Linked DNA regions of Homo sapiens: region 1 is linked to region 2. Evidence: read pairs that join two places in POLR2A ChIA-PET (ENCODE). Cell type or tissue: OCI-LY7. All regions are shown on one strand. Each heading gives the region's core, and the rest is flanking DNA. Links, peaks and the distances in the headings are about the cores only. Region 1 overlaps MRTFA (myocardin related transcription factor A). Region 2 overlaps SGSM3 (small G protein signaling modulator 3).

Evidence for each region. Peaks named below come from ENCODE experiments on the same cell type or tissue, not always from the same donor. Only the 100,000 strongest peaks of a DNase experiment are listed, where the experiment ranks them.
Region 1: POLR2A ChIA-PET joins it to region 2 with 6 read pairs; 6 of 35 experiments call an interaction of 5 or more read pairs at or near these places.

What each region holds. Positions count from the first base shown.
Region 1 is chr22:40,622,062-40,627,443 of GRCh38, forward strand. All of the region lies in intron 1 of MRTFA (myocardin related transcription factor A), which reads right to left. Among named protein-coding and RNA genes, the nearest start is that of MRTFA, 12 kb to the right of the region's middle. RefSeq lists a silencer at 1-58. In OCI-LY7, for the core only: no CTCF peak of the experiment used is centred there; no DNase peak of the experiment used is centred there.
Region 2 is chr22:40,383,648-40,389,027 of GRCh38, forward strand. The region is part of intron 1 of SGSM3 (small G protein signaling modulator 3); the gene reads left to right. It also overlaps a transcript of ADSL not described here. Among named protein-coding and RNA genes, the nearest start is that of SGSM3, 16 kb to the left of the region's middle. In OCI-LY7, for the core only: CTCF peaks have their summits at 2,033 and 2,236; a DNase peak (open chromatin) is centred at 1,954; H3K4me3 peaks cover 1,494 bases; H3K27ac peaks cover 2,232 bases.

The DNA of each region.
Region 1 (5,382 bases), core at 126-5,125, 240 kb after region 2:
AGCAGAGAAGAGACTATGATAGGCTGAAAAATGGCCCAAAAGATATCCATAGCCTAATACCGGGAATCTGTGAATGTTACCTTTTACAGCAAAAAGGGCTAGGAGTCTTTGCAGGCATGATTAAATTAAGAATTTTGGGGCCGGGCGCGGTGGCTCACGCCTGTAATCCCAGCACTTTGGGAGGCTGAGGCAGGTAGATCACGAGGTCAGGAGTTCAAGACCAGCCCGGCCAAGATGGTGAAACCCCGCCTCTACTAAAAAGTATAAAAATTAGCCAGGTATGATGGTGGCCTCCTGTAATCCCAGCTACTCGGGAGGCTGAGGCAGGAGAATCACTTAAACCTGGGAGGCAGAGGTTGCAGTGAGCCGAGATGGTGCCACTACACTCCAGCCTGGGTGACAGAGCGAGACTCCCATCTCAAAAAAAAAAAGAATTATCCAGGTGGGCTCTAAGTCCAATCATATGTCCTTACAAGAGAAGAGGGAGGCAGAGATATGACAAAAACAGTGCAGGAGAAAGAGATGTGCAGAGAGATTTAAAGATGCTGACCTTGAAGATTGAAGTGACGCTGCCACAAGCCAAGGAAAGCCAGTAGCCACCAGAAGGTGGAAGAGGTAAAGACCAGACTCTCCCCTAAAGCCTCTGGAAGGAATACAGCCCTTCTGACATCCTGAATTTGGCTCAGTAAGACTGATTCAAATGTATGACCTCCAGAACTATAAGAGAATGAATATCTGTTGTTGTAAGGCACCAAGTATGTAGTAATTTCTTACAGCAGTCACAGGAAACTAAACTAATAGAGATGGCTTGGAAGAGGGTGATTATGGTGGAGATGATTAAGAAGTGATCAGATTATGGATATATCTTGAAGACAGAGCTAACAGTATTTGCTGATGAACTGGATTCTATAAAGTGAGAAAGAGAAGATGACTCCAAGATTCTTTCCTGAGTAACTAGAAGAGTTATCATTTTACTAAACTAAGGGAAACTCAACATGTTCAGCAACATGTAAGCCAGCTGTGATCACAATGAAAACTGTTTTGGTAGAATTGGGGACTGGATACCAGATTAGAGAGAGTTAGAAAGTCCAGAGTACTATGTTCTTATAATTTACTTTGAATACCATTCTGTTCTCTTTCATTGTTATTCCTCTATTCATTGCCCTCCCCTTTACCCAGCTCCAATCTTTAATAGACCAAAGTTATGTAACACGGTGATTGATTCTCAAAGCAGGCCAAAATGTTCAGGATACTGTCTTTTTTTTTTATTATTATTATACTTAAGTTTTAGGGTACATGTGCACATTGTGCAGGTTAGTTACATATGTATACATGTGCCATGCTGGTGCACTGCACCCACTAACTCGTCATCTAGCATTAGGTATATCTCCCAATGCTATCCCTCCCCCCTCCCCCAACCCCGATACTGTCCTTTAAGCCAAGGGAGGACAGAATCAGGAAAGGGGTGTTCATTCATTTGACAAATATTTATTGAGCATCTACTATACTTCACGCCTGGCACTATTCTGGATGCTGAGAATAGGGCAGAGAAAAGACAGATATGCTCCCTGGCATCACAAAGCTTATAAGAAAAACATTTTAAAATTACATATTTAATTGTAACTGTGGTTAGTGCTACAAAGGATAATTTTTGAGTACTATGAAAATTAACATGTATTAAATACCTATTTTGGGTTAAATGCTTTACATTCAGGTAACTGAATTTACCTCTCACAACTATCTTATAAGTACATACAGCTTCAAAAAGATTCACCAAGCATGGTGGTTCACGTCTGTAATCCCACCACTTTTGAGAGGATGAGGCGAGAGGATCTCTTGAACCACAATGGGCAACACAAAGAGACTCCATCTCTACAAAAAACCTTAAAATTATTAGCTAGGTGTGGTGGCACATGCCTCCGGTACCAGCTACTCAGGAGGCTGAAGCAGGAAGATCACCTGAGCCCAGGACATAAAGGCTGTAGTGAGCCATGTTCAAACCACTGAACTCCAGCCTGAGAAATGGAGGAAGATCCTGTGTCAAAATAAAATTATTTCAATTTAAAAATTTAAAAAGATTGTCCAGGCACAGTGGCTAACACCTGTAATCCCAGCACTTTGGGAGGCCGAGGTGGGTAGATTACTTGAGGTCAGGAATTCAAGATAAGCCTGGCCAACACAGTGAAACTCCGTCTCTACTAAAAATTTTTAAAAATTAGCCGTGCATGGTGGGGCACGCCTGTAATCCCGGCTTCTCAGGAGGCTGAGGCAGGAGAATCACCTGAACCCAGGAGGCAGAGGTTGCAGGGAGCCGAGATCGCGCCACTGCACTCCAGCCTGGGCAACAGAGCGAGACTCCAACTCAAAAAAAAAAAAAAAAAAAGATTAAAAAAGATTAATTCCCTTGTTGTCTAAGATCACTGAGCTAGTGAGCAATAGAGCCAGGATTAAAAACAGGTGCATTCAACCCCATCACTACTATCTCTAAACAGTAGGGAAACCAAATAAGTACCCAGAAGAGGCAGGGTGGATCATGAAGGTAAAGTTTTGAGAATCCCTGCTCTAGAAAGCGTTTTCTAAGCTTTCTAAGCTCACCTCATGAAAGTGAATTTTGGAAGGCATTCAAAAAATCCCTTGACACTCTCCAAATAGAATAAAAGGTTACACTATAATTAACTCAGCGTTATTTGGGAAGCCAACAGGCTATTAGACATGTTGAAAATAAAATGTCATGATTAGCTTGTCCAAATTGTATAAGTCATGCCTGGTTTCCATATATATTGATCCTGCCAGATACACTTTAAGAATCAGCTTTCAGGTAAAGGTCAAAACATTAACTTTTTAAAAAGGGTCATTCATGCTACAGAGTGTCTGATCTAGGAAAATGATTAATCCACTGACTCAGGGTATATAAAGACTCATGACAGATATCACACAAATGAACCATAACATCCTATGAACTTCTACTGGGTAAAAGAAATCTTTAAATTTATCTCAAATGACTAGCATATGATACATTATGTTCTTGGTTCCCTGTTCCCATTCCAGGACTCCTAACCCCCCAAAAAAACATCTGAACGGAAAGGAAGTATCAACAAGATAATGTTAAATAGTTCAATGAATCTATAAAATAGAATAAAAGGCTCAGTGGCTCATGCCTGTAATCCCAACATTTTAAGAGGCCAAGATGGGAGGATCACTTGAGCCCAGGAGATCAAGATCAGCCTAGGCAACAGAGTGAGACACCTGTCCCTAAAAAAAAAATAAAAATAGGAGGGGTGTGTTGGCTCAAACCTGTAATCCCAACACTTTGGGAAGCCAAGGCAGGTAGACTGCTTGAGGCCAGAAGTTCACAACCAGCCCAGGCAACATAGCAAGGCCCTCTCTCTAAATAAATAAATAAATAAATAAATAAATAAATAAATAAATAAATAAGGCCTGGCAGGGTGGCTCACGCCTGTAATCCATAACTTTGGGAGGCTGAGGCAGGCAGATCACTTGAGGTCAGGAGTTTGAGACCAGCCTGGCCAATATGGTGAAACCCTATCTCTACTAAAAACACAAAAATTAGTCGGGCATGGTGGCAGGCGCTTGTAATTCCCAGCTACTTGGGAGTCTGAGGCACAAGAATCGCTTGAACCCCGGAGGCAGAGATTGCAGTGAGCCAAGATTGTGCCACTACACTCCAGCCTGGGCAACAGAGCAAGAAGACTCCGTCTCATAAATGAAAATAAATAAATAACACAGAATAAGTAAATAAAATAGAATAAAAACCCACAACCTCTTTCCCTTCAATGCCACAACCTTAGAGCATGAACCTGGAGTGCAAATTTAAAGAGTGAAAGGCTCTTGCATAGAAGCTTTAGTTCAAGTGATTTCTTCTCATAAAGATGATCACATAAACAATGGACAAAAAAGAAAATAACCCTTACTTTTTTTTTTGAAAGTGTCTCACTCTGTCCCCCAGGGTGGAGTGCAGTGGCATGATCTCAACTCACTGCAACCTCCACCTCCCCGGTTCAAGCAATTCTCTTGCCTCAGCCTCCCAAGTAGCTGGAATTACAGACCCCCACCACCACACCCGGCTGATTTTTTTGTATTTTTAGTAGAGATGGGGTTTCGCCATCTTGGCAGACTGGTCTCGAACTGCTGACCTCAGGTGATCCACCCACCTTGGCCTCCCAAAGTGCTGGGATTACAGGCATGGGCTACCATGCCTGTCCTAAGATTTACTCGTTTTTTTTGAGATGAGGTCTGGCTCTGTCACCCAGGCTGGAGTGCAGTGGCGCAACTACAGCTCACTGCAACCTTCACCTCCCAAGCTCAAGCAATTCTCTCCCACGCCTCAAGTTTCCAGAGTAGCTGGGATTATCGGTGCACAGCGCCGCGCCCGGTTATTTTTTGTATTTTTTGTAGAGACGGGGTTTTGCCATGTTATCTAGGCTGGTCTTGAACCTCTAAGCTCAAGCAATCCTCCCAAAGTACTGGAATTACAGGCGTGAGCCACCACGCCCAGCCAACCCTTACTTTTAATTTCTAAATTTCTCTTGCTCTACATTTTAAAGGAAAGACAATATATACACATATATATGGCAAACTCAAAAAGACTACTTTAAATATATCCATCATATAACTAAATACGAAACACAAAGCCAGGGCCAGGCATAGTGGCTCATGCCTGTAGTCCCAACACTTTGAGAGTTCAAGGCGGGAGAACTGCTTGAGGCCAGGGGTTCAAGGTTACAGTGAGCTACGATCGTGCCACTGCGATCCAGCCTGTGTATCAGAATGAGACCCTGTCTCAAACACACACACACACACACACACACACACACACACTAACTAAAGCCAAAGTTTCAACCATGATAACACCACTCTAACACCAAAATTCAACACAGTGCATTCTAAAATATTAGGAAAGGACAACTTTCCAAGTTCCTGTAAATTTTGTGGTAGAGAAAATATGTACAAATTAACCACAATCAAGAGACCCTGGATCACTTACCCCATTTACAATTTAAAAGATACTGAAACACTGACAAAAAAAAAAATTCTAAAAATGTGGATATTACAGTATGCCTTTATTTGGTAATTTTTTTGTTTCTGAGACAGTCTCACTCTGTTGCCCAGGCTGGAGTGCAGTGGCACAAACACAGCTCACTGCAGCCTCGATCTCCCGGGCTCATGCACTACAAGTGCATGTCACCATGCTGAGCTACTTTTTTTACTTCTTGTAGACACACGGTCTTGTCATGTTGCCCAGGCTGGTCTTGAACTCCTGGGCTCAAGTGATCCTCCCACCTTGTCCTCCCAAAGTGCTGGGATTACAGGTGTAAGCCATAATGCCTGGCCCTTATTTGGCAAGTATTAATTGAGCAACTT
Region 2 (5,380 bases), core at 1-5,000:
TGAGACAGTAGTGAGGGGCCCAGTTGGCTAAAGCTTAGGGTACATGAAGGGAAAATAAGAGCTGACTCAAAAAGAGATTGGGGTCTATGGAATCAGAGCTGTGCTTCAGGGGATATTAACCTACTCTTTGTTTAACATAAACGGAATGATAATCTGGAGACACAGAAATCTTTAGGAGATTTTGACAGTGGCCCAGAAAAGTGGCAGGGAGGGTCTGGATTAAGGCAGTGGAAATGGAGATGGAGATGCTAGAGGTATTTTAGAGGTAAAATCAGTAGACTTGCAACTGATTTGATATGAGAGTAAAAGCAGGAGCCAAGGCCAGGCATCATGGCTCATGCCTGTAATCCTAACACTTTGGGAGGCCAAAGTGGGAGGATTGCTTGAGTGCAGGAGTTCAAGACCTTCCTGGGCAAGATAGTAGGACCTTGTCTCTAAAAATAAAAATTAGCAAGTCATGATGGCATGCGCCCGTAGTCCTAGCTACTCAGGAGGCTGAGGAGAGATGATTGCTTGAGCCTGGGAAGTCAAGGCTGCAGTGAGTCATGATCCCACCACTGCACTCAATTTGGGCAACAGAACAAAACCCTGTCTCTAACAACAACAACAACGACAAAAAAAAAGGAGCCAAAAATTACCCTAAACCTTAGGATCTGAATGTCTTGGGAGAAGAAACAGGAATATTAAAAAGAATCATCTGAGATAGAATAAAAATAGATTTATTCAGGAAACACAGATTTTAAGCCAGGCACAGTGGTGTGCAGCTGTATTCCAGTCTGGATAACATAGGGAGACCCCCATCTCCAATAAATAAACAAAAATTAAAAAAAAATTAAAAAGAAATACATATTGGCCAGGTGCGGTGGCTCACGCCTGTAATCCCAGCACTTTGGAAGGCCAAGGTGGGCGGATCACGAGGTCAGGAGATCGAGACCATCCTGGCTAACACGGTGAAACCCTGTCTCTACTAAAAATACAAAAAATTAGCTGGGCATGGTGGCGGGCGCCTGTAGTCCCAGCTACTCAGGAGGCTAAGGCGGGAGAATGGGCATGGATCTGGGAGGCGGAGTTTGCAGTAAGCTGAGATAGCGCCATTGCACTCCAGCCTGGGCGACAGAGCAAGACTCCACCTCAAAAAAAAAGAAATACATATTTTAATGTGTTGTGGTATATAGTCAAATGAAGCTATCCAACAATAAGTTGGAAATAATCTATGTTGTCATGGCTAGAGATAGAGATTTGTAATTTATATGACAGTAATAGCTAAATCCCCATTCAGAATAGGGATGGACTCCCCATTTGGAATCCATTAGGAATGGACTAAAAGAAAGAAGACTGATGTGGGGAATGTCTTTTTTGGGGGTCTGGAGAAAGAAGAGGCAGTAAAGAAGCAGTTAAATAGAGAAGAAAAAACAATATGGTCTGTGCCCTCAGAGTCATTGAACAGTTCAAGAAACCAAAGTAAGTCAGCAGAGTCTGATGCTTCAGGGAGTTTCAGGAAATGAAGCCATAGGAACTGGATTCCAAATAATGACTAGGAAATCACTGGAGACCTTAGAAACCAGTTTAGGTGGTGACAGAAGCTAGGGTGAAAAGCTTAAGGAGTGAGTTGATTGATGAAGCATGGGCGCTTTTAAAAAGTATGGCAGTGAGGCAGAGGGATAAGAGCTAGAAAGGTAACAGCTTGAGTGGGTACAGGGATAGTTGCTTTGTTTTGTTTTGTTTAATTCAGGGTTCAGGAGATCTAAGTATTTGCAGTGGACACGAAGCCATTGGAGAAGAAAAGACTGAAGATGCACAAAGGAAAAGAGTATAAAGGAAATGGGTTGAAAGGTTCTCGTGGGTGGAGAATTTAACGTAGGAAGGAAGAAAACCACTTTCTCTTCTGAGAGGGCGGGCAGAAAGAGCAAACAGGTGAAAAGCCGTTTTGACACGGAGAATAAGGAAGTTGAGGAAGCTTAAGTCTAATAAGCTGAGCTTCGTTAAAGCTGGAGTACAGTCCCTCAGCTGGGGGTGAGTGGCAGCAGAGAGTAGTTGGGTTTCAGAAGAATTATGAGAATGATTTGAAAGTATCGCTGAAGGAAATATGATGAAAAGTCAACTAGAGATGAATGAAGGTTGCTGAGCAACCGTGAAGATAAATAGCATGTGGCTTGTTCCCTAACTTTGTCCAGGAGGAACATGAGCAGAAAGAGCAGAGGAACAACTTTTTTTTTTCTTGAAGACCGGGTCTCACTCTGGTTGCCCAGGCTGGAGTGCAGTGGTGCAACCTCAGCCCACTGCAGCGTCGACCTCCCGGGCCCAGGCGATTCTCCTATCTCAACTTCCCAGGTAGCTGGGACTACAGGCGCACGCCACCATGCCCGGCTAATTTTTTGTTTTTTTTTTTGTTTTTTTTGTTTTTCTATTTTTAGTAGAGACAGGGTTTTGCCATGTTGCCCAGGCTGGTCTTGAACTCCTGCACTCAAGCAATCCATCTGCCTTGGCCTCCCAGAGTGCTGGGATCACAAATGTGAGCCACCACCTCTCCCAGCCAAGAGGAACTTAAATGGGGCTAGATGAGGCAAAAAGTTGTCATTAATTCATGGTTAGTTCAGATGGTTGTCTAACTTTTACAACATGGGAGTGAAGTGTATGGACCTGATTGTTGAAATCAGCATTATTAAGTGTGAAATAATATAAAGATATGGACTGCTTAACCCTAAGGTTCACAACAGTAAGAGGACAACCTCGTGACGTATCTTCTGGGATTTCTGTTGGTAATGATGCTGATCTGAATGTAATCCAATGGGCCTGTCTCTAGCTGTTTCCAAGTTTTTGATTCAGTTTCAGATTAAAGTAGTAGAAATCAGAGACTTCTGGTCTGGCTATGCTGCTTTAAATCAGTCTTTTGACCTCTAGTCCAATTTTCTTACTTTTTTTTTTTTTTTTTTTTTTTTTTTAATAAAAAGACAACTAGAGATCAGGTCTCGCTATGTTGCCCAGGCTGGTCTTGAACTCCTGGCCTCAAGCAGTCCTCTTGTCTCAATCTCCCAAAGTGTTCGGGTTACATATGTGAGCCAGTGTGCCTGGCCCCTAGTTTCTTTTTTCAAAAAGTATGAGAGATGAACCCAAAGGATCCTTCTAACTCTATAATTCATGACTTTGTGTGAGTCCCTTTGCCCTGCACCCCAGTACTAAAGAAGTTAATGGTCTCTAAATATAGGTGCAGATCTGTTAGAGAAGTTGGTTTGCTCTTATGAGAATTCTCTCCTAATTTATCTGTTTAATTTTGAATTTTCACACACAAAAAATTTTTTTTAGTTGCTTTGTGTCTTAAATCTGGCTGGCTCCCACTAGATATGTCATCCCAAGTCAAGATATTTTGTTCCCGCACATGCACAGATAGTTCCATGATCTTTTCTGGAAACTGTCTGCAAAGTTGATAACTAGAGTTGTGCTAGTCAGTATGGTATAGTGAGACTGCTGAGGGGTCAGTCCTTTGCTGAGGTGTAAAATGGGGATAATGCCTGTGAGTGTGCTTAGCAGTGTGATGAATGCTTAACACATATTATTTTTCCTTCTTTCATAGGTTTCCTTCTGATACCTCCGTCTACTCACTGCCACAGAGTATAATAGCATATATACTCTATAATACTGTATATAGTGTAGTATAATTACCATTCTTTAGGGTAATGTTATGTAGGTATGTTCATATCTGCAAATGAAACATTTCCGGTAATTATATAGATGGTAATGGCAAATAAATGATGTAAAGATGAGATAGTTTGTTGACCTGTGTAGTTTAATTATATGAAAAATAGCAACTGTGTAAACTATATTTATGATCTCCTCTTAGGTGCCCTAATCTCCTATGTTAATATAAAACTTTCAATATAAATGTCTCAGTGGCCTTCTTTGCCAGTCAGCCCTTAAGGAGCTTTATTTTCCTCAAAAACTCTTGTCTGCTATTTTTCAGAGCTACCTGAAAGCTGAGTTGCAGTTAGCTAACTAGTATTTATTTCACTTCTACTTCTGGGGGAGGTGGTTATCCCCCACCCCTGGTAGTGGGAATGACAGAAGGTCCATGAAGTTGCTTTCCTTATCCTTTCCGGAAACTGCCAGGCCATAAATATTAGAGGAATGATCGAGGGAGGGACTCAGGTAAGTAACCAGATTACTGTGGATGATTGATTATTTGATATGAGGAACTAGAGGAGCCTGGCACAGTTATGAGTGTGAGCAAGTCCGCGTAGGGCAGCTGAGTTTAACTGGTACTCCTGTGCAGGAAGGGGACACGCATACCTTGTGTGCTGAATTCTAGGGTGAGGTTCCTGTTTCCCTGATATATGTTTCCAGTCTGTGTTCTCCCTTACACAGTCACACCTCAGTCTCGCCTAAAGGAACACTCTATCTCTGTCACAAAGAAAATATTGACTCAGGGAAGGGTAAGCAGACCCAGCTGCAAACCTTGTAGCAGGAGTGGAGTTCAAGGTAGAGTGTGATTCTTAGACTTACTTTGCTCTTCTGCTGATGCCAGTTTTGGAGGAGGCAGCTGAGAAATTTGTATGATACTATGGATGTTCACCTCAGATGTCCTTGTCATAAAGGGTGATATAAATGATCAACAAAAATTACTAGGGTAACCGGAGGGGGAGTCAGTTCTAGAAGTTCTGTGCCACTAGCTCCTTCATCGTGGAGTTTGGTAGGGTCCAGGTTTCAAGGCTGTCTTTACATATTGCTGAGTAATTGCTGTATTTAGCAGCATTCTGAGAGAACACAGGTGGGTTCCAAGATAACGTTGCCAAAGCATAAAGTGCATTGGAGGCAAGTGCGAGGCAGGTGTTCAGAGATGAGGCTGCAGGGAGTAGCAGGGGCTGCTAGGTCATGCAGGGTCTTATAAATCAAGTTAACAAATTTGGACTTTAAAGCAAAGGGAAGGTTTTAAAGATGGGAGGGAAATGATCAGTTGTATTTTGAAAGAATTTCTGTGGCTGCAGGGTAGAGAGTGGTTGGAGGGAGGGGCCGAGAGTGGAGGCAGAGATTCCAGTTGAGAGATGTATAATAATCATGATGGTGAAAAGCGACGGCAGCCTCAACTAGAAAGTAGCAACAGGTTGTAAGAGAAAGGGGAGGTTTCAAAAACTTTAGGAAAGGCCGAATAGTTGAGGGGTGAAGATGGAAAGGTGAAGAATCCATTAAACATCATCCCCAAGTCCTGCCTGGAGAGAGTGGGTAGGTAGGTCGTAATGGCAACGGGACCACTGAAGGGGAGGACCAGGTTCATGAGGAAAGGTGATGAGTTAACTTGGAGCGTGGCAAATTCGAAGAATATGGAGGAGCTGCCCACCAGCTGGATGTGCTGGTCTGAGGTTGAGAGAGAAATGCATCTTGGAGCTAG